Linked DNA regions of Homo sapiens: region 1 is linked to region 2. The links are chromatin loops, found by intact Hi-C in ENCODE. Cell type or tissue: ascending aorta. All regions are shown on one strand. Each heading gives the region's core, and the rest is flanking DNA. Links, peaks and the distances in the headings are about the cores only. Region 1 holds the start of ZCCHC14 (zinc finger CCHC-type containing 14). Region 2 overlaps ZCCHC14 (zinc finger CCHC-type containing 14).

Region 1 (10,776 bases), core at 3,623-6,122, 71 kb after region 2:
GCGACACTGCAGGGGACTGTCTTCAGAATGTACGGGGCGTCATGTGTATTATGTATGCACAATACATGCATATGTATAATATGTATGATGAGAAACGCATTATACATTATGCATTATGACACAAAACCCAGAAGCCATACCAAAAAGGACTGATAAATATAGCATTTAAAAAAAAAGAAAAGAAAACAACTGCATGGCAAAGTCAGAAGACAAGATTAAAAACCCAGAAAACAAATACATGCAATTCCTACTAAAGACAATGCCTTGAAACTTACGGAGTTTCTAAAAACTAAGAACCCAGCCAGGCGCAGTGGCTCACACCTGGAATCCCAGCACTTTGGGAGGCCGAGGTGGGTGGATCTCTTGAAGTCAGGAGCTTGAGACCAGCCTGGTCAACATGGTGAAACCCCATCTCTACTAAAAATACCAAAAAAAAAAAAAAAAAAAAAAAAAAAAAAAAAAAAATTAGCCAGGCTTGGTGGCACGTGCCTGTAATCCCAGCTACTTGGGTGGCTGAGGCAGAAGAATTGCTTGAACCCGGGAGGCAAAGGTTGCAGTGAACCGAGATCACACCAGTGCACTCCAGCCTGGGTGACAGAGTGAGACTCTGTCTCAAATAAAGTAAAAATTAAAAAAAGAAAAGACCAACAACTCAACAGAGATGAGCAAAGGAGACAAACAACTCACCAAATATCAATGAAATCGTTTACTTGAAACAATATTCAACCTTTATCAACTCCTAAGATAAAACCACACCACACCAGGGCAAGTCTCCACCTAACTGTATGGCCGCAACCAGCAAGTGCTAACTCGCTGGGCTCGTTAAAGGTTAGGGAAACAGGCCTTGTATGTGGCTGTGGGAATTCTAAAAGCAGATCTCGGCAACAGGTAAAGTAATTACAAAAGCACAGACCATTTGACCCAACTCCACTTCCAGATTTCTACTCCACAGGTAGACTTACCTGAATGTGAAAGGTCCCATCTGCTGTCTGTAACATGTAGGTGATATGTATATAATATGTAAATGACAGTGCACTGGTTTGTAATAATACGATGGAACAAAATGTTATCTATAGGGCCTGATTAAATAACACATTTGTGCCACTGAACAAGCTCTTTATGGACTGACAGAGAAGCCTCATCTGGAAAGACTGCCAAGAGAAGACCAGGAGGCACCTGTGTGTGCAGTGGGACATCAGGTATCTACTTGTAAATACATATGGTTTCTCTGGAAGGTTCTACGAGGAAGTGTGCTATCTGCAAAGAGGGGAACTGGATGGCTGGGAAGAGGGTAAGAAACATGTTTTTTACACGTGAAATAAAAGTTATCAACACCCAGGGAAAGGAGAACCTTGCCTGACCCTTAAAACGTCCTGGGTGCCCTTCCGTGCCATCTGTGGGAGAAGGGACTTTCCATGCAGCAGCCTCTGGCACTTTTCCATTTCCTACCTCTGGTTACATTACCGATTTAAAACCTTTCTTCACTGAAGAGATTGCTGAATACTCTTCCGAAAAAATTGTTTTTGTCAAAGAGGTTCGAGGCAAAAGGCAGGTCACAGGACGCTGAGGAATAACTGAAGGTGAGGAACTAGAGACAGCAGGAGTGACTTCACGAAGCATGGCTGTGTTACAGCATGAAGAACAGCATGTATGTAAGATCCTACGTGTATCTAAGCGTGTATATGGTGTCTTGAAAGAACATGTGAACATATATGTGCACAAACATGTCTGGAAAGACACACACCAACCTATTCGCGGGTACCAGCGCCAGCCAGCGGGATGGAAGGCCTTTTCTGCTAGCTGCTCAGGGAGGCCTCAGTGGTGAAGCGACTAAGAGAAGAGGGGCTGGTAGAGACGAGCGGTGTTAAAGCCGGGGTTTTGTTGGCTGGTAGAGGTGAGTGGTGTTAAAGGTGGGGTTTTGTTGAAAACACAAATCAGAGAACCATTATGGTTCTCTGTTTATGGGTCAGGTGGGCAAATACTAGAGGTCAAAGATTGGATTGAAGGAGGGAGATAGAAATCACAAAGTTCAAACGCTGACCTACAAGTGACCCTGAGGAAACAGAGGGGTGTGACCAAACCGGCGGTGAGGGACCAGCCTTACACAGAAAGGAAACACAAGAGAAACTAAGGAGGTGTCCAGGCCCAGATAAGACATTTCAAGGGCGAATGATTTTTCTGTGAGCCTGCAAAGCACCCGCCCCACTGGCAAGCTGCGTAGTGAATGGCGGGCGGGGTCCACAGTGCCCCTCTCTAAGGGTGAACGGCTGGGTCCAGGGCTTTGTGGCCGGCATGTGAAGACCTGTCCTGCTTAATCATGCCCTGATCAGACATGACACACGGCTGCTAGAAGAGCAATTATTTGAAAGATACTCTGTCTTGCTTCTGTCTTCTCACTTTAAGTAGCTTCAGGTCTTTTAACCCAGAACAAAACAGAAACTGCTAAGAATTAACCTATTTTGTTAGTTCTGGATGATCTCTTTTTACCTTTGACAGGAAATGTTTCTACAATGTGTCAGGTCTCTCTACAATAAAAACATCTACAGAGACTGGAGAAAAAAATTACCTTGCTAAAACTAATTTCTAAACTGCGTATGTTAAGACTAAAGTCCAAAACCAAAAGCCCTTCAATAATGTACCCTAATTAGGTAACTTGCAGCTACACTTCTTACTTAAACTAACAAGATAACTACTGTTCCAACGGGCAGTTTTCCAAAAAAAAAAAAAAAAAGAAGAAGAATCTTTTTCTAAAATCTAATCCCTCTAAGGTGGGGGGCGGGGGAGAATACTAAAGCAGAAATTTTTCCTAGCATAACAAAAATTTCTTCGTCATCAATTCAACAAACAAAGATGCCCCAGCGCGAGTACCTCTTACTATTCTATTCTACTAGCTGGACTCTGAAGTTTTAAGACTCATGTAGATTTGTTGGAAAAGCATGTTAATTCAAAAGGTAGATGAAGTTTACAGGACTAAAGAGAAAATGGGTAAACTAAAGCCTAAGTAAACAGTACGCTTCACCTGCAGTGACAAGACTAACGCAGATGCCTATCTCCAGTTATCTTCGCACTTGAACAAATGATACCATCGTATTACTCATCATACCCAAATATGACACAGAATTTCCAGTTTCTACAACTGTGCTCCAGAACACAGTAGAAAACAGCAAAACTCAAATGTGTGTTCACCTAATGAGGCAAATGTGAACTAGCTCATGTCAAAGTAAATGGCCTTCATTTAATGTGAGGGCAAAGGACAGTAATTAAAGTACCACATAATCCAAGCCATTACACAGTAGATGGCAGTGCTACTGCAGCTCCATCATGGCATCAACAGAAATACTACCACCAAGAAAGCAATCAGAACTGCATCCCAGCACGGTCACGCACTGCATAAGGATGCTTCCACCACTGACAGACCACACGGACCAGGGATCCTCTAAGATTCTAATAATGCATTTTTACTGTACCTATTCTGTGTTTAGATACACAAATACCACTGGGTTACAACTGCCTATGGTATTCAGTACAGTAACACGCTGTACAGGTTTACAGCCGAGGAGCAACAGGCTCTACAATGTGGCCCAGAGGTGTAGCGGGTTCTGCCACCCAGGTCTGTGCAAGTGCACTCTGCGGTGCTCACACAACAAGATCAGCTGAGGACGCTTTTCTCAGAACGTATCTGTGTCCTTAAGCAGCACATGACTGTATGCCTCAATTCCCGTATCATGTACTGTACTTTACTATGAAACAGGACAGTGTTTTAGACCTGTAGCAGCTGGCCAAAAAATAAAAATAAAAATAAAAAAAGATCCACTATGTGTTAGAATATTATCTCCTGTATCTCCTGTAATGTAACAACAACAACAAAAAAAGCAATGTATACAAAGACAGCCAGAAGACTTAGTTCACAGACAAGTTCATAGACCAGGCGGTTCCCAGCTGCCCAGGAGAACAAGTGTTAAAGATGGAGACAAAACAGTGCTTTTAGGTCACAGCTATTCCTTTAACCATCAGTGACAACAGCTGCTCCAGAGAGAGTCCGTTCTTATGGAATGCTAGATGACTCTTGGCTGCAATAGGCCCAGAGTTTAGGGCTAAAGGAGAAACCAAAAGAAACCACTTATACTTTGCCTGATAACCAGAGGATGAACTATCCCATGTTTCACCTCTGAACTGCAATGATTTTCAACAGCTTACGAAAAGCAACGAAGCAAAAGCTGTTGCTGATCTTTGGACAGACATTTTCAGCAGGTTTATTCACGGTATTTGTGTCTATCTGAAGTTTCCACAGTGCTTATCCTCAGGCACTCACAATGCAAGCCACAGAGAGTTCCAGAACTGTTCCACAGAACCTACCCCTAAAGAAGACCACCACCCCACCACACTCCTGCACCAAAAACTTTAAAAACGTTATTTTTTTTAGTACCCCCTTAAAAAAATCAGCCCCATGAAGCAGTTCATTATCCATACCCTGAGGATGCTGAAACACAAACGGCAGGGCCCTCACAGCTGCAGCTCAGGCGGGGCCCCGCCCCTGCCCACCAGGCCCTGCTCCCCCATACCTGTCGCTGACCAAATGCACCAGCCCGGAGGCTCTGTACTGACAGCACAGAGTTCCCTGCCACCTCCAGCTGCAGCTCCCCAGGCTGGCTGAGGCCACACCTACACAGCTCTGCACACGGCACCTAGCAATCCACCAGGTGGAACAGGAGCCCTCAGGACAGCCCCGCACCGACACGTGCGCCAGCGGTCCACAGAGGATGCGCTAAGTGTTAGGCACAGTGCACGGGGGTGAAGACAAAGAGCCTATTAACCATGAAGACAAAAGTCTACAAAAGCAAGCATGTGAAGCAACTCCAAGGTCCACCCGCTGAAGAATGCGTGAGCACAGCTCGGCCTCTTCACACAGGGGAACGCCACTCGGCAGCGAAAGAGGAGGAAGTGCTGACACACCCACAGCATGGACGGGCCCTGACATCACGACACCGAGTGAAGGAAGCCAGTCACAAAGGGCCACACGGTGTGTGGTCCCCTTATATGCAACGTCCAAAAAAGACACCCATAGAGACAAAAAGGGGTGGTCAAGGGTTGGGGGGAGGGGGAATGGGGAGCGACTCCTAATAGGCACTGGGTTTCTTTTTGGGGAGATGGAAACGTTCAGTGGCAGTGGTCGTGCTTGCACAGCTATATGACTATACTAAAAACCACTGACTTCACTGTAAAAGGGTGAAGTATATATAGTATATGAATTCTCTTTCAATAAAGCTGTTATTTTTTAAACAAGAATAAGCATGTGCACATACCACAGCATATTAATTATCACTGACACAAAGAAAAAGCCGCAAAGGATTTATTTTAACTATTTCCAAAACTATGGTCTTTTATTTACGTAAAATAGGCATTGGAAAGTCTAAGCCAACTATCCCCCACAGTTGGCACCCTGGAACAGGCGACTGCAGGAGCAGCAAGCAGCAGCATTACCGGCCACTAGGCAGAGTACAACTAATTCAGCCTACCATCAGTGTGGCTACTGGAAGTATTTTTCTTTCTGAAAGTAAAATACAGGTATGTCTACTTTGTACTCCCCCCACTTTTACACCTCTAGAAGTCCTCAGAATAATAAGAATTTTTAAATAAAAACACAGGATTTGGACAAGGAATTGCAAATAATGACTATTTCGGAAAATACAGTTAAAATAAATTTAAAAAAAATTTTTTGAGACACAGTCTCACTCTGTCACCCAGGCTGGAATGCAGTGGCATGATCATACCTCACCTACAGCCTCTACCTCCTGGGATCAGGTAATCATCCCACCTCGGCCTCCCAAGTAGCAGGGACTACAAGTGTGTGCCACCACTCCTGGCTAATTTTTGTATTTTTTGTAGAGACAGGGTTTTGCTGTGTTGCCCAGGCTGGTGTTGAACTCCTGGGCTCAAGCGATCTGCCCACCTTGACCTCCCAAACTTCCGGGACTACAGGCGTAAGCCACCTTGCCAGGCCAAGAAATAAAAATTCAAATTGGATAAAGAATTTAAAAAGCCATTGACATTTGTATCTCTAAAAGAAAAATACAAAGTCTCTAAGCTCAAAGAGTTCAAAATAAAATACAACAGCTTACAAAAGAATGCAGACAGCTTTAACGGGGCTGCTTTTTCAGGAATACACCAAACGTTAGATTTAGAAACTAAGAAAGCAAAATACTTAAATGCTAGATTTCATCTGAGTTGCATGCTCCAAGCAATAAAGGGTTCATCAACGTCAGCCTTAGCTTTGAAGCAGCAACAGAAACGAAAGTTAAATGAATGGGGCTGAAATTAGCTTAGCAGTGACACTAGGGATGTAGGGAAAACTAGAAACCACGGTTGTTTTGAAATACGGAAATGACAGCCCAAGGTTACTCCTTATAATAATCCTCTCATTAAGGGTCACAGAATCTTCCAGTTTTCCAAAGATGAAACAAAAAAATTGTCAGCTCCAAGTAACTACTCAAAAACCAATTTAGAACACATAAACGCTCATAGCCAAGATGTAAATAATTCAATCTATAAAACATGCCTTGCTTTAAGTTAGCAAACCTCTATAAAAAGGAATGTTAAAAGCCGGAGAGGCCATAGAGGAGAAAGCAGCATTTACTGCACCTCTGCTGGAAGCTCATGTATGTTACCTATGTAATCCTCAACACAAGCCTGTGAGGTAGGTTACATCCCCTCCACTGCAACAGGGACAACACTGAGGGGCAGAAGGATCCTGGCCAAGGTTGCACGGCTGGTAAATTCAGCGCCCATGGCCTTGGGACTGGGGTGTAGCGGGGGAGGTGCAGGGGTGAGCAGAGAGGAATAGATTAGCCCCTTCATCTCATCAAAGGGATTTCTGCTTCACAGAAAGGCTCTCCTATAAAAGACATTTTTGTTCTAGATTTAGCTCACTGCCCAATCAAAATAATAATCACCACTGTCTGCATAAAGTGAGGCACCCGTGCTCACACATTAAGAATCCCCTTAAAGAGATGACGTTACTGTAGCAACAGCCATAGAAATTATTAGTGGGTGGAATCTACACAAAGGAGTAACAGCACATGAAACTGACCATAAATGACTGAGATTCCATGAATAGGTGACAATTTGCTGGCATGTCAAGGCTTACATGGATTACTATAAACAACTACATTTCCTAGGACCCTCTGCACAGCACACAGCCTGAAATACAGGGTGGGAGCCGAACTTAAAAAGAAAACTATAGTCTTGGAGGTAAATGTCACACACACAAAAATCAATTTAAAAAAACCGATGTATGTACTACAACCACTTCTTACAGGAAGACATTAAAAAAGAAAAGCCACAATCTACGATTGAAAGACAGCTTTAAAAACACACACATAAAAAACCTAGCAAACCAGACGGTGTTCTCAGCCACTCATAAAAGCAAAGTCTTATCAAAGTTTTAACTTCAAAGAGCTTAAAGACACTGCAAAGAGACACTGAGCAAGACTTGGTCCCGACTGCAACCTATTCCCTTCCAAAAAATAATCAGTTTGTAATCTAAATACACATCACACCAGGTCAAAGTAATCTCTTCCGGCAGCAAAATTTTGGCACTGGATTGCAGGGGGCTGTTCAAAATAGCTGGAGCCCCAGACACTTTGCGTTTTCAGTTCTGAAACACTTAGACAAAAGTTCACATCGCTAAGTGGATGGCCAGGACGCCCTTCCGGTTCAATTTGGAGACCGGAGATCTTTAACCTAACCTAACATTCCTTAAGGCATCGGTGCCCTCCCACTCAAAGTCAGCCTGGGTTTTGTTTCTAAGGGTCGCCAATAAATAGGTTTCACGGGCATTTAAGGCTCTGGGAGTCTTTTTCTGTCTGTTACAGGTAGCCCGGCTCTTAAAAACGATCACACACAACGTTCACAAGCATGTGCACATTCATACACACGTGTGCACATATACATGCCCACATGCGACACACGCGTACATCATACAGCATGCACGTGTCCATAAATGAGCTCACACGGACAGCCATGTCCCGCGCCCAGGCCCCCAGCGACACAGGCCCCAAGCAGGGCCTCCACCTGTGTGGAGGGAGCGGCTCAGACGGGGAAGCCCCAGCGCCTTGCAATGTTCACCTCACCGGCGGCTTCTGGCGTGGCCACGGCTCCTTCCTTTTCTGGTAATAAATACCAGATTTGGGGAAACCAAGGCGCCGCAATGTGTGTTATCTGTCACCCAAGGGCCCCATTAAGGGGACAAAGGCCTTATCGCGTTTGCAGCCGGCTAAGTGAAAGGAGGGCACCTGGGACTGTGAGCTCTGACCGCGGACGTCTCCCGCACCGCTCCCGCGGATCCTCGGACCCAGGGCCCCTGCAGCCGCTCCTGCCCAAGGGGCGCGAGGCGGAGGTGTGGAGGCTTTGGGGCACGCAGAGGGGACTGAGGGTGTGGGCTCAGGGCCGCGGTGCGGTCTTGGGGCTTAAAGTGCAGACTTAGGGTGAGGAGTGCGGGCTTAGGATGGGGGCTTGGGATGTACGGCGGAGGCTTGGGATGTACGGCGGAGGCTTGGGATGTACGGTGGAGGCTTGGAGAGGTGGGGCACACATTTGGGGTGCGACATAGAGGCTTAGGATGGGGCTTGGGATACGGGCTGGGGGCTCGTGGTGCAGGTTGGAGACCTGGGTGGGAGCTCTCAGTGCAGGCTGGAGGCGTGGGTCGGGGGGTCGCGGTGCAGGCTGGAGGCTTGGAGTGCAGAGTTGGGGATGCAGACTTGGGGTACAGGGCAGAGCTCGGGGCGGGCACGCACCTTGTGGCAGGCTGGGCAAGTGGGCAGCGCGCCGCCCGGCCCGGGCGCGCCCTTGCCGCCGTGGCCCCCGCCGCCGTTCAGGCTGCTCTGGATCTGCGTGAGCTCCTGGCGCAGCACCTGCTTCTGGTGGAAGCTGAAGGCCGGGTGGTTGGAGGCCATGGTGAACAGCAGCAGGAACTCATCGCCCGTGCGGCCCTCGTTAAGCTGCAGCCCGTAGTTGTGGATGATGGAGTCGATGTGCGTGAGCGTGCGGTAGAGCACGCCCGCCGCCTCGCGCTGCTCCGAGCCCAGCAGCGCCAGCGACACCAGCAGCTTGCTGCGCACCACCTCGTCCGTCAGGTTGGTGAGGCTGCCCAGGTCGGCCGGGTTGTTGGCCTTGATCTCCGAGTCGCGCAGCGAGTGGTAGTCCTTGCGGGCCAGGTCCTCCAGGCACGAGCCGAGGAAGCGAAGCTCGAGCGGGATGCACAGGTCCAGCAGGCCGCACAGGAACTCCACGCGCTGCGGCGACGGCAGCTCCGAGAACCAGCGGTACACGCCGTCCCTCTGCAGCGGGCAGCGCTTCTCCACCATGCTGCCGCCCGCGCCGCGCCGCGACCCGGGGCCGGGGACCGCGCGGGGGCGGCCGGGGGGCGCCGGGGGCCGCGGCCGGGGCGCGCCGGGACCGGGGACGCGCGGGCCGGGGCCGGGTCCGGGCGAGGGCGCGCGGGCGCCGCGGGCCGGGCGGGCGCCGGGGCGGGGGCGGGGACCGGGGCCGGGCAAGGCTCCCGTCAGGGGCCGGCGGGCGGGCGCGCGCGGGGCGCCGGGGGGGCCCGGGGCGGCCGGGGCGGCCGGGGGCGGCGAGCGGCCTCGGGCCCCCCGCTCACGGGGAGGCGCCTTCCCCGCGCCCGTGCCCAGCGGCGGCCGGTGCGCGGCGGCGGCGGCGGCTGCTCCTCGTCGTCGTCGTCGTCGTCGCCCGGGAGGCGGCCGCCCCCATCTCCCCCCGCGCCGCAGGGTCTGTCACTGCGGGCCGCCCCCCGACGGAGCCGCCCCGGCCATGCCGTCGCCGCCGCCCGCGCCTCCGCCCAGGCCGGCCGTTACCCCGGGCCGCGGGCGCGGCGTCGCCGCCTGGGGAGCGCTGGGGGCCGCGGCCGCGAAACGGACGCTGGAGGGGGAGGGACGCGCGGCGGGAGGCGCGGAGGGATCCGGCCGGGACTTGCCGGCCTTGCTGCTCCCGCGCGGCGGACGGATCCGGGCCCGAGCGCGGCGGCGGCGGCGACGGCGACGGCGACGGCGACGGCGACGGCGGAGGAGGCGCCGGCCGAGGAGCGGAGGGATCGTCGCGCTCGCGGCTGACGGGCGGCCGGGATCAGCAGAAGTGGGCGGGGTGGCCGCCTCTCGCGACAGCCCGGGCCTGCCGGGCCCGTCCCCCCCCCACTGATTGGCTCAGGCGGCCCGTTCTCGGCCCGTGATTGTGCCGGGTCCCCAATCCCATTCGCCCGTTCCGCGGCCACGCCTCCCTGGGGGCTGTCGATCATGTTGGGGCCACCGCCTCCCGTCCCTCGGCGGCCGTCAAGACGCGATTGGTCCGCGGAATCGGAGAGGCGGAAAACCCGGGCTGGATTTCTGGTTGCTTTTGTTCCCGCAAATTTGCGTGGAGCATTGTTTTTCGGCGAAAACGGGGCGTTCGGCCTTCCTGCTTTATTTTTGAGCGGTGTAAGAGGGAGGTAGTGGGTATCTTCGAGAAACGGCCGCCGCGGGGTCCGGAGCCCCGGGTTCCAATCCCGGGTCGGCCACTGCAAAGCTGTGTGACCTTGGGCGAGTCACTTGGCCTCTCTGAGCCCCAGGCGCCTCCCCGGGAAAAAGAGGGTAATAATAACCGCCCCCGAGGTTTGTGCGAAGGTGTTGAGCTCACAGAGGGCCGGCACCGGCACTTTTGAGGCGGCTGACTTGCCCTGGGGGTGTGATGGGAGGTGCAAGCTTTCTCCAAAAGCCTCGTCCAAATGGA
Region 2 (10,776 bases), core at 5,987-8,486:
CATTTGTAGTGGAAGATAGGGCTCAAAGCCACTGACTGGCTGGGAAGAAAGATACTCTCAAAGCTTTGACGACTATGGATTCTCTGGGACTTGGACCCTTAGAAATTAAGTTGTTGCGAGTAAACTATTTCTATTTAATAACGTAGTTTAGATTTATTTGCAGAAAAAAATTAAAAACCTGAAACTGCTACAAGTGCTTGGAGGAGGGAAGGAAATACTAAAACCTCTGTTGCGTCCTAAGTCGAGTAGCCTCTGCTGGTGCTGACTCTTTCAATATGGATTATTGGAGTCTCTTGCACTGACTGTTCTCAGAGGAGTTTGGCTCCCAGAACCGCAGAGATTTACATCAGGGTACATTCTTCTGTAGTGCAATCCTTAAAAATCCCAGAGATTAGTGCTAATCACTTTAGGAACAGAACAAAACAAAGTCGACATTTTCCCTAGCCCAGGGGTGTCAGGAGTCCGGCGGGTGGAACTCCACTTGGAGAACTCCAAGCTCGGTTCTCGATTCAGACCACGTGTAGCTGCCCTGGAATTGACGTGTGAGCCTAGGAGGGCCAGTGATGGCAATGCTCTTCGGGAGACATGGCGTCTCTGCACTGCAACCAAAAGTGGAGGTGGCCGATCTCACCAGCCACAGAGATGCCCACTAGGCGAGTTCTGACACCAAGCTCCAATCTAGGGTTTTGGCAATAAATCGAGTTTGATGCACTTCTACGCTAGATTTTCTATCCAGTCTAGGAAAAGTAAAGCACCTTTGGATTAAAAAGATTAAGCTCAACAGCAACTAGACTTCTCAGTTTTGTATTTAATTTTCCTTATGTCTCCATGGCTTAATAACGTTCTGTTGCCAGAGAAAAATATCAATCTGTGGAGTCCAGACTTTCTGCTGGAGGGGCGTATTTCAACCTAAAAGTACCTAGAGAGAGGGGAAAAAAGAGGTCAAATTTGAATGACTGTAGAATCACCACCAACCACCAATCTGTCCAGTCATGTCCAGAGCCACTGGGCAAGATTCTGGTGCTGGAAATCTAGGCCACCCATCCTGACCGTTTCTACTCCCTTCCTGCCCCTGCAAAATGGGACCTAATTTTACAAGTTTATCAAATCTGACCGGGGTGAAATGACTCAGGAAAAGTTCACCATCTTTTTCTTTGGGAGCTTCCTCTGGGAGTCAGGCTCTGCACACGTCAGGCGGGCTGCTCTAACATGCGTCCTTTCACTGGGTGAGGGCAGGTGAGCGCTGGTGAGTGCCCCGTGCCTCTGGAGATGCAGCCAGCTTTATGAAGGGAGGCACAGGCCCACCCGGGCCCGCATGGCAGAGCGCCTGTCAACCCACCTTGCCTGCAGGCCTGCTGAGTCAGCAGGCGTGTTTCTAAAAACTCTCCAGGTGAACGTGATGTTACAGGCAGGTCTGAGAATCACAGATCTAGTGCAACCCTTAGAAGCAACTGGAAGTCTGCAGAGATCAAGTGACTTTGGCAAGGTGGCACCATGAGTTGTCAGAGTTGGGACCCACCTTCCCAGTCCCCCGTTTCCAAAACAGACAGCAAGAAGAACCCTATTACAACTACATCAGACATCCACTGGGATTTGACTAAAGGAGACAAAAAAATAGCGGAGATAAAACAGGAGGGAACGGAAGATGCAGCATGGCTGAGGGGTGACAGCCCCCCACACCCACAGCCGCGCCGGCAGGGAGGGGCAGAGGGGACAGCGAGCCCCACCCCAGAGGGTCCGGAATGCCGATGCGCCACAGCCTGAGGGCCCCAGTGTTAAGCCAGGGGGCAGCACTGAATCCCTCACACGTGCCTCTCTGGGCTCGAATCAGGACACGGCAGTCCAGGGAGGCCCTGTCCACACTGGCTAAGCACCTTCTAGAACCAGAGGCTGTCTGAAATCATCATGGCCGTTTTAGACCCAACAGCAGTCCTTCTGGGGACCTCACGGCCTATCATGAAGATTTCCACGCGCTTTCAAAGAGCATTCGAAAAATTATTTGCTTTACAAAGAAAGAAGTTTACTCTTCATAAAAACCAAGCATTTGTGTGCACTGGTCCTGCGGGAGCCTGGTGGGCGCGGCCATGGCGCGCGCTTACCTGGCCGGTTGAAGTCCATGGACGGCTGTTTGCAGTCCTGGGCGCGGTGACCAGTGGCCCCGCAGTTGTAACAAGATAGGTTCCCGCTCTTTTTGTGACTGGAACCATTGCTACTGCCCACCAGTCCTTGGGTCTGGTACACCCCTGCTGTCCCTGCCATGAAGTTCTGCATGGGTGGCACGGCAAACGTGGACTGCCCACTCAGGACAGGGTCTGGGGTCCCGCTGCTGCTGTAAGGGGCGTGCACGACGGGGAAGGTGGAGCCGCCGCCGTACTGCTGGGCGCTGACGTAGCCGCTGCTGCACATGGGACTGAAGGGCAAGAAGGGGAAGGTGAACACGGACGGACCGGAGAACGGGTGCTGGAAGTAGTTGGCGTAGCTGACAGTCAGGCCACTCGAGCCGCAGCTGCCGCTGCAGCCACAGGACGTGCACACAATGCAGCCTGGCGGGGGTGGGGCGGGCTGCGGGGGTGCCGGGGGCTGCTGATGGTGGTGGTGGTGGTGGTGGTTCGGATTCGAGGCAGGAATGTTTCCTGTGGAGCCGCCACCGCCACTGCTGCTATAGAAACTGCTTTCAGGGACGGAGGACAGCGCCGGGCTGGAGCTGGGGGCTGGGCAGCTGGGCAACGTGGCCATGTTGGCAAAGGACGTGGAGGGGTGGCTGCTGGGAGAGGCAGTGTTGCTGTTTGCACAGAAGCCACCCTGCAGGGGGCCCACTGGCATACTGCTCATTGCAGAAAAGGCAACTTTGGTGTTGGCTGTGTACAGAGCAGTCCGGGGGTTTATTATTGCAGGGGGCACACTTATTTGCACATTATTAGGACAGGAAGTTTGCCCAGAAATGGCAGAATCAGCAGGAACAGATGACGACAGCAGCAGTTTGATGGGCGGACGGGCGGCGTGGAGGACTGTGCTGGGCGTCCCCGTGGCGGCCGTGCTGGTCTCCACGACCAGGGCCGGTTGCTGTGCTGTCTTCAGCACCCTGTCCAGCGTGGATGCATGCACGACTTTGGTCCGGGGACCAAAGGAGACTGTGGGTGACATGGAGCTGCTCTCCGAAAGCCCAGAGAGGACCTGCACAGGCTGGTGGGGTGCGGACGCGGGCAGCACGTCCATCATGGCGCTGCCAAAGCTCTTGTCCACTTTCATGCTGCTTCTTGGTCCAGATCCTTTATTCCTTTCTTCTAGAGACAAAAGTGAGTGCACAGAAGACGAGAGGAGCTTCATGTCCGCGCTCCCTCTTTCCGGCTTGTGCACGGAATTCAGCATGCGGATGGGTGTGATGTGTGAGGCTGCGCTCAGCATCTGCGGGGGCAGGGGGTGGTGGCCTGATGGATTGGAGCTGGCCTCATTCTGCACAGGGAGAACCTGGGCCGTGGGTCTGGCGGAACTGGAAGTGAAGTGATTCAGCAGCATCACCGGCTTCTCCTTGTCAGAGCTCTCCAAGTGAATCTCCACACCTAGAGAGGGAAACAAGAGTGGTCAGTGCCATTCCACAGCTGGGCCAGGTCGAGCCAGCGCCGCGCACGTGCCCTTACGTCTGTCATTCTCCTCAGCGCTGTCGGAGCTCTCTTCCCGGGCCTGTACCCCCATGGGGCTGGAGGAGGAGCTGGAGTACTCCGAGGAACTGCCTTCCCGGGGCAGCTGGTGATGGGGCTGCTCCACTTCCACCCGCAGCTCTGCAGAAAAGGGACAGAGGAGCAGCCATCAACTAGCGCCCCTGCAGGCTCAGCCCGCCCCGTGCCCCTGCATCGCACTGTCGGCAGGTGCTCCTTCCAGGGAAACGCAGGGCTCTGAGAGTCAGAAAACGAACACGCCGGCCCAGGCCGCACGGTGACGGATGCAGCAGAGATTCAAATGGCAGCGATGCTCAACACCCGCTCAGCCAGGGCCCTGCCGGCCCCCGCCATCAACCCCAGAACAATGCCCTGTGAAGGGCACCCCCAGCGCACCCCCAGGAACTATCACAACACTACACCGCACCCCATCTCACGAGGCCGGCCGAGTCACGGAGATCTTTTCAGTCAAATCACCACTTAAAATCCATCCTGCCAGGTTTTTTTTTTTCCCTCCTGAGCTACTGCTCCTCCGATTTCTATTGTGAAGAAAACCCGGCTCCTCTTGTGAGACAACGGAGCAAGCGCGCCAGGTGTCCCGCCCTTTCTGAGAGGGGAGGATGAAAACCAAATCGCTGAGACTGAGGGTCCCCCAAAGCAGGAAGGTCCATGGAGAACCATGTCACTGATGGGTCAACATTAAAGGCACTGACTTAAAACGTGGCCTCTGGGCACCAGTCCTGGGGTGGGGGGTGGGCGCAGGCTACTCCCATCTCATTTCTGCTCACCCCCACGCGCTCGCTCTCACTGTGGCAGTTTCTGGACCTGATCATTTTGCCCAAGCAACTTCAGGGAGGTGACTGCCCTCTAGCTCCTAAGCCAACTGTCCCTTCGATTTTCTTATGGCAGAGACTATAATAGTTAATGGAAAATGAGTATAAAGATTTAAAAATGTAAAAATCAAATAGGTGTGATTTGAAATCTAATGATCAAACAGAACACAAGGCCCTCTCTGTGTCTGCGTAACCGACCTGCCCGGCACACCGGCCCTCTCTGTGTACGAGTAACCCACCTGCCCGGCACACGGGCCCTCTCTGTGTACGAGTAACCCACCTGCCCGGCACACGGGCCCTCTCTGTGTACGAGTAACCCACCTGCCCGGCACACCGGCCCTCTCTGTGTACGAGTAACCCACCTGCCCGGCACACGGGCCCTCTCTGTGTACGAGTAACCCATCTGCCCGACACACGGGCCCTCTCTGTGTATGAGTAACCCATCTGCCCGACACACGGGCCCTCTCTGTGTATGAGTAACCCATCTGCCCGACACACCCTTGTTCACCTGCTGCATGGCTGCCCCGCCCCGACTGCACGGGCCCGACGTGGCTGGTGGGGGGCACTCGAGCCACACCACTGCTGGTGACCAGCGGCGGGGCCGAGGGGTTCAGGCACCGTCTCTCTGACTTCTCCCTGTGAAATAATCAAGCACAGGAACAAGTGAGCACTGCCTACTGGTGCTGCCTCACATGCGGCTTCAAGACGGGTCTACTCCACACCACAGGGCGGCTTTGATACAGGGCGACTTCGAGATGGGTCTACTCCACACCACAGGGAAATTCCCCCCAGAGCATTAAGGCAAGGAACTCATTCTGATTGGTCAAATTTACTATAAAGGTCCTTTCCTGTCAAACCTAAGACACATTTGTAGAACTTTAAAAGCATGACTAGGCCAGGCGCGGTGGCTCAGGCCTGTAATCCCAGCACTTTGGGAGGCCCAGGCGGGCAGATCGCCTGAGGTCCAGAGTTTGAGATCAGCTTGGCCAATATGGTAAAACCCGGTCTCTTCTAAAAATACAAAAAATTAGCCAGGCGTGGTGGCGGGTGCCTGTAATCCCAGGTACTTGGGAGACTGAGGCAGGAGAATCGCTTGAACCTGAGAGGCAGAGGTTGCAGTGAGCCGAGATTGCACCACTGCACTCCAGCCTGGGCACGACAGAGCGAGACTCCGTCTCAAAAAATAAATAAATAAAAATAATCCGTCTCAAAAAATAAATAAATAAAAATAAATAAAAGCATGGCTAAGGACTGGATAAGCAACAGGAACTAATCCAATCACTAGTATTTAGCACTGGAAGCCTCAGCACTCCATTCGGCACACGAGAAATGGAAATAAACACAGGTTTCAAAACCCACTTCACACTCACTTTTCCAGCTCCAGCTGGGTCTTGAGCTTCTTCTTTGCCCCCATGGTAAGAGACTCAAATTTATTCAGATCTTCTTCAGTAAGGCTCAAAAACTTTCACAGAAAAAACAAATTACAAAGTTACGGAGACATAAGTAGGACTCTGAGAACAAAGAACTTGGAGTTGAATTCAGTACATTTATTCTGCCTCTGGGATATGCAAACAGATCCAGCTGAACTCAGCAATTACAAGCTGGGAAATCCTAGACCCTTTACTTGCTAAATGACTTGGTGTCAACGGTTCAACTCCGAGACGCAGTTCTGAGCAAGAGTGTCCCCGGCTCCTCCAGGGCACCTTCTGTGCAGGCTGTGTGGATGGGTGCACCACCTCACAGGCTGGCGGCTCTGCCAAAGGTGCCCACTTGCCCTCTGCTCTGTGAGTAAATACCAGCAGGTACATGCTTTGGGGCAGGTGACTAAAGAAAACGTCTTGCATAAGTCACAGTTTGAATCACCGTGGAGATGCAAGTTATGATAGCGTGCCACCCCCACCCTCCCCAGGACGGCCCCATCACAGTGCCATCCCTTCAGAACTCATCACCCTCTGCGGGATGGTCGTCTTTTTCTTCCTTTTTTTGAGACAAAAATCTCGCTCTTATTTTGTTTTTGTTTGTTTGTTTTTTTGTTTTTTGAGACGGAGTTTCACTCTGTCACCTAGGCTGGAGTGCAGTGGTGCGATCTCGGCTCACTGCAACCTCCACCTCCCGGGTTCAAGTAATTCTCTGCCTCAGCCTCCCGAGTAGCTGGGATTACAGGCACCCACCACCATGCCCAGCTAATTTTTGTATTTTTAGTAGAGACGGGGTTTCACCATCTTGGCCAGGCTGGTCTTCAACTCCTGACCTCAGATGATCCACCTGCCTCGGCCTCCCAAAGTGCTGGGATTACAGGCGTGAGCCACCGCACCTGGCCAGGGATGACAGCAACTTTGTCAGGTAGCAAGTGATGCAGAAAAGCAGATGCCATCCACGCTGAATGGTTGTGTGGCTACTCCATTGTGTAGGCTGGTGCTACGCAAACACACCAGCCTCTAATTTTCATGTTATTTCCTAACATGATTTGTGATTTAGGCCATCTCAATGCAAACGTAAGAATAAAACATTTAAAACTAATTATGAACAAGGTTAGTAAAATCTCTGCTTTTTAAGATTCACAAATCCTTGGCCAGGCGCGGTGGCTCATGCCTGTAATCCCAGCACTTTGGGAGACCGAGGTGGGCAGATCATGAGTCAGGAGTTCGAGACTAGCCTGGCCAACATAGGGAAACCCTGATTCTACTAAAAATACAAAATATTAGCCAGGTATGCTGGTGGGCACCTGTAATCCCAGCTATTCAGGAGGCTGAGGCAGGAGAATCGCTTGAACCCGGGAGGCAGAGGTTGCAGGGAGCCGAGACCATACCATTGCACTCCAGCCCAGGTGGCAGTGCAAGACTCTCCATCTCAAAAAAAGAAAAAAACATTCACAAATCCTAAACAAAGGGTATTACAAATATACTTACAATTTGGATTTAACTATGTAGTAAAAGCTTGATTTCTAGGTTCAATTGTAGATTTTTCGAGAAATGAAATTTTTACATAGATAAAAGCCACCAAGCCGGTTTGCCCAGCAGAGGGAGTCCAGAGCTCAAATACCTTGTATGGGTTTAATCTAGTTTTATCACTGACATCAAGACTTAAGAAATTTCTGAATTTTTTTAACAGTGAAAAAATGTTCCTCATAAGAATTCTCTAGGTACGACTGCTTGGAAGATGTAAAATGCACCCATTCCTCTAGATCTGGCCCGCCGCAGTGTCTGCGCCAGCTACGCCGAGAAATGTCTAAAAGGGGCACCGTGCCAGAGCTCAGGATTTCTGTCCACAGCAGGGCTCTGGGGACGGACTGTCCCTCCCGTCACGCAGAGCATCTAGTTTGTGAAGGTCTTGAAGCCCCTAGACAAGCTGTTTGTTTACAACATGTCCTGTTTGTGGCTGGCTGCAGCTGCAGGCGGCCTCCGCAAAGCCCACCGTCTCCCTTAAGAACAGGCGCTGCGCCTCGGCCTCCGTACTTCATCCACCTTGTGTTGGTTTGGAAACTCAATGCCCCCAGGGAGGTCTTGAGTAAACAATCTAGCAATTCTGTACGGCCAGCCAGAAAACCGACATACCTTCTCCATGGAGAGCTGCTTAAAGACGGGGTAATACTTGTGCAAACGCAGTTTCCTAAGCCAGTCTAGAATCCCATTCTGCTCCTGGGTCTGAGGGGTCTGCAGACTGGAAGGCATGAGGATGGCAGGTGATGTGTCCATCTGGGTCCGGTAGGCCAGGGCTGAGCCCGCGCTGCCCGCATGGGAGCAGTGAGGCAAGGGGGCGGCGGAGCCGGCCGGGTGCTGCCCGTGGTGCTGGGCTCCGCTCTGCGAGGACGGGATACCAGCCACTCCACACACAGGCCTGTGGGACAGGGGCAGGAGGGACACAGAGAGACTGTGGCTTCCACAACCACAGACTCCACCACAGACCTCACTTCCAGGCCTTTCTGTGCCAGCCTCTGCCTCTTGGCCGGCCCTGTTGTCACAGGCCACCCTGAACTGCCAACACTGCTGTGCTATGACTGCCCTCCCTCCCCAACCACCTTTCTGCAGCTAAGATTTCTGTAATGCATGTCTGTGCACACGTGTGCATACAGGCGGCTGTGCATATACACACACATGCCTCTGCCCGTGCTTCGGAGTATGCGTCTACTTGTGTGTACGTATGTGTATTATGTATGTGTACGTCTCTGTCCCCACCAGACTTCTGCTTTAGCTGCCAAGTTTCTGTTACTTGTATTTTTTAAAAACATGCTACTCCGATAGGTATTTCTGTTACTTCTAAGTCACAGAATGACACTGATAAATCATACATCAAAATAGACTATTAAATCTTTAATGTTCAAATACAATTTTTCTAGAAAAGTAAAACGCAGAAGGCTGGAAGGTGTGACCGGCACTCCACTCTGGCCTTGCTCCTTAACTGCAAAGTCACACCTGCTGACTGGGCGCTTACCCTACCCCGACACCAGGAGGATGCCAGTCTACGCCTCGAAACCTCGCGCCCAGACAACATCTCCACGAGACTCCCTATGGGGGTGCGTGTGCACTGATCTGTGACAGCCCACCTCACTGTCAGCAAAGATGGGAGCCTCTGTGTTGCCGGCATACGACTGCAGCTACCCAGGGCCCGTGCGGACAGAGGACGCTCCTCAGGAGCACGACCCTATGCTTCTGGGAGCAGGTTTCTCACAGCCAGATTCTCGGAAATTCTGACTTTCTACGTCTATGATGGGGCCCAGGACCTTGCACTGGGGAGGAGTCCCTGGGAATTCTGATTCCAGTGGCTTAGAGAACTCTTTTTTTGGAAATCGTAAATTCAATCATCTCTACTCAATTCTTCTCAATATCATCCAAGACTCAACTTGAGCATGACTTAATTCTTGGAACAACTTTACACAGAACTCAAAGTAAACATTGTAAAATGCTTATCTGAACTGTGCTGGTTACATAGAAGATTTCTCACCTTCCAGACACGCCCATCACGGTACCTACTTTAGAAAGGGAGGGATTGCCAGGACCTATAAATTTAAAAATAAATACCATAAAAATTTACAGACAATGAAAATATTTGTTTTATTTTATTATTTTTTGAGACGGTGTTTTGCTCTTGTTGCCCAGGCTGGAGAGCAATGGTGCGATCTCGGCTCACTGCAACCTCTGCCTCCCGGGTTCAAGTGATTCTCCTGCCTCAGCCTCCCGAGTAGCTGGGACTACAGGCGACTGCCACCACGCCCGGCTAATTTTATATTTTTATTTTATTTTGGAGATGGAGTCTTGCTCTGTCAACCATGCTGGAGTGCAGTGGGGCAATCTCGGCTCACTGCAACCACCGCCTCCCGGGTTCAAGTGATTCTCCTGCCTCAGCCTACTGAGTAGCTGGGATTACAGGAGCCTGCCACCACGCCCGGCTAATTTTGTATTTTTATTTTATTTTGGAGATGGAGACTTGCTCTGTCAACCATGCTGGAGTGCAGTGGTGCAATCTCGGCTCACTGCAACCACCGCCTCCCGGGTTCAAGTGATTCTTCTGCCTCAGCCTCCCAAGTAGCGGGGACTGCAGGCATGCATCACCACGCCTGGCTAATTTTTTTGTATTTTTAGTAGACACGGGGTTTCACCATATTGGCCGGGCTGGTCTTGAACTCCTGACCTCGTGATCCACCCGCCTCAGCCTCCCAAAGTATTGGGATTATAGGCGTGAGCCACTGCGCCCAGCCTAATTTTGTATTTTTAGTAGAGACAGGGTTTTTCCATGTTGGTCAGGCTGGTCTTGAACTCCCAACCTCAGGTGATCCGCCCGCCTCAGCCTCCCAAAGTGCTGGGATTACAAGCATGAGCCACTGCGCCCAGCTGTTTTTTTTTTTTTTAATTTATATTTAACCATATTTTACAAACTCACTTGGACTCTGAAGCTGCTGTGGGGGAGAGGAAGTGCTGAGAAACCTCCTGACATGGTCATTTTTCAACACGTGAGAAGGTAATGAGGCCAGGTACCTAAAAGGCAAACAAGTGGTCTTATCAACATTAAAATGGCATTCCTGCTGACGAATTGAAAGAAAAAAATTTAACTTTTAATCAAGAGAAATGTGTATTAGAGGAAAAAAGCCAGAAGTGCCAGAGCCTCATATTCTTCCTGCTTTAATTCAACTGAGTTCTTGCCCGACTGCCACTGCTTCTTCAAGCCCTTCCTCTCAATGCTGTATTCATGGCCACCAAGGTTGACGACAGCAGTCATGCCCTGTGACATGAGATCAGTGCCACCCACCAGCCAGAAAGGTGCTTGGACACTGGTCCCCAGGGCCCCGGCAG

Evidence for each region. A loop is a pair of places that touch in the nucleus more often than their neighbours do. Peaks named below come from ENCODE experiments on the same cell type or tissue, not always from the same donor. Only the 100,000 strongest peaks of a DNase experiment are listed, where the experiment ranks them.
Region 1: it touches region 2 in a loop (2.8-fold over the local background); 21 of 110 quality-filtered maps call a loop at or near these places.

Annotation. Positions count from the first base shown.
Region 1 is chr16:87,482,877-87,493,652 of GRCh38, forward strand. It overlaps ZCCHC14 (zinc finger CCHC-type containing 14), which reads right to left and starts at 10,148. Exons shown (of 13, transcript NM_015144.3): 1 at 8,793-10,148. The coding sequence starts at 9,362. RefSeq lists a silencer at 10,087-10,266. In ascending aorta, for the core only: no CTCF peak of the experiment used is centred there; a DNase peak (open chromatin) is centred at 4,948; H3K4me3 peaks cover 885 bases; H3K27ac peaks cover 1,019 bases.
Region 2 is chr16:87,409,417-87,420,192 of GRCh38, forward strand. It overlaps ZCCHC14 (zinc finger CCHC-type containing 14), which reads right to left. Exons shown (of 13, transcript NM_015144.3): 6 at 10,367-10,461; 7 at 9,431-9,485; 8 at 8,044-8,326; 9 at 5,860-5,951; 10 at 4,998-5,125; 11 at 3,639-3,779; 12 at 2,100-3,560; 13 at 1-919. The coding sequence ends at 864. Among named protein-coding and RNA genes, the nearest start is that of MAP1LC3B, 22 kb to the left of the region's middle. In ascending aorta, for the core only: a CTCF peak has its summit at 7,501 (motif pointing right); a DNase peak (open chromatin) is centred at 7,520.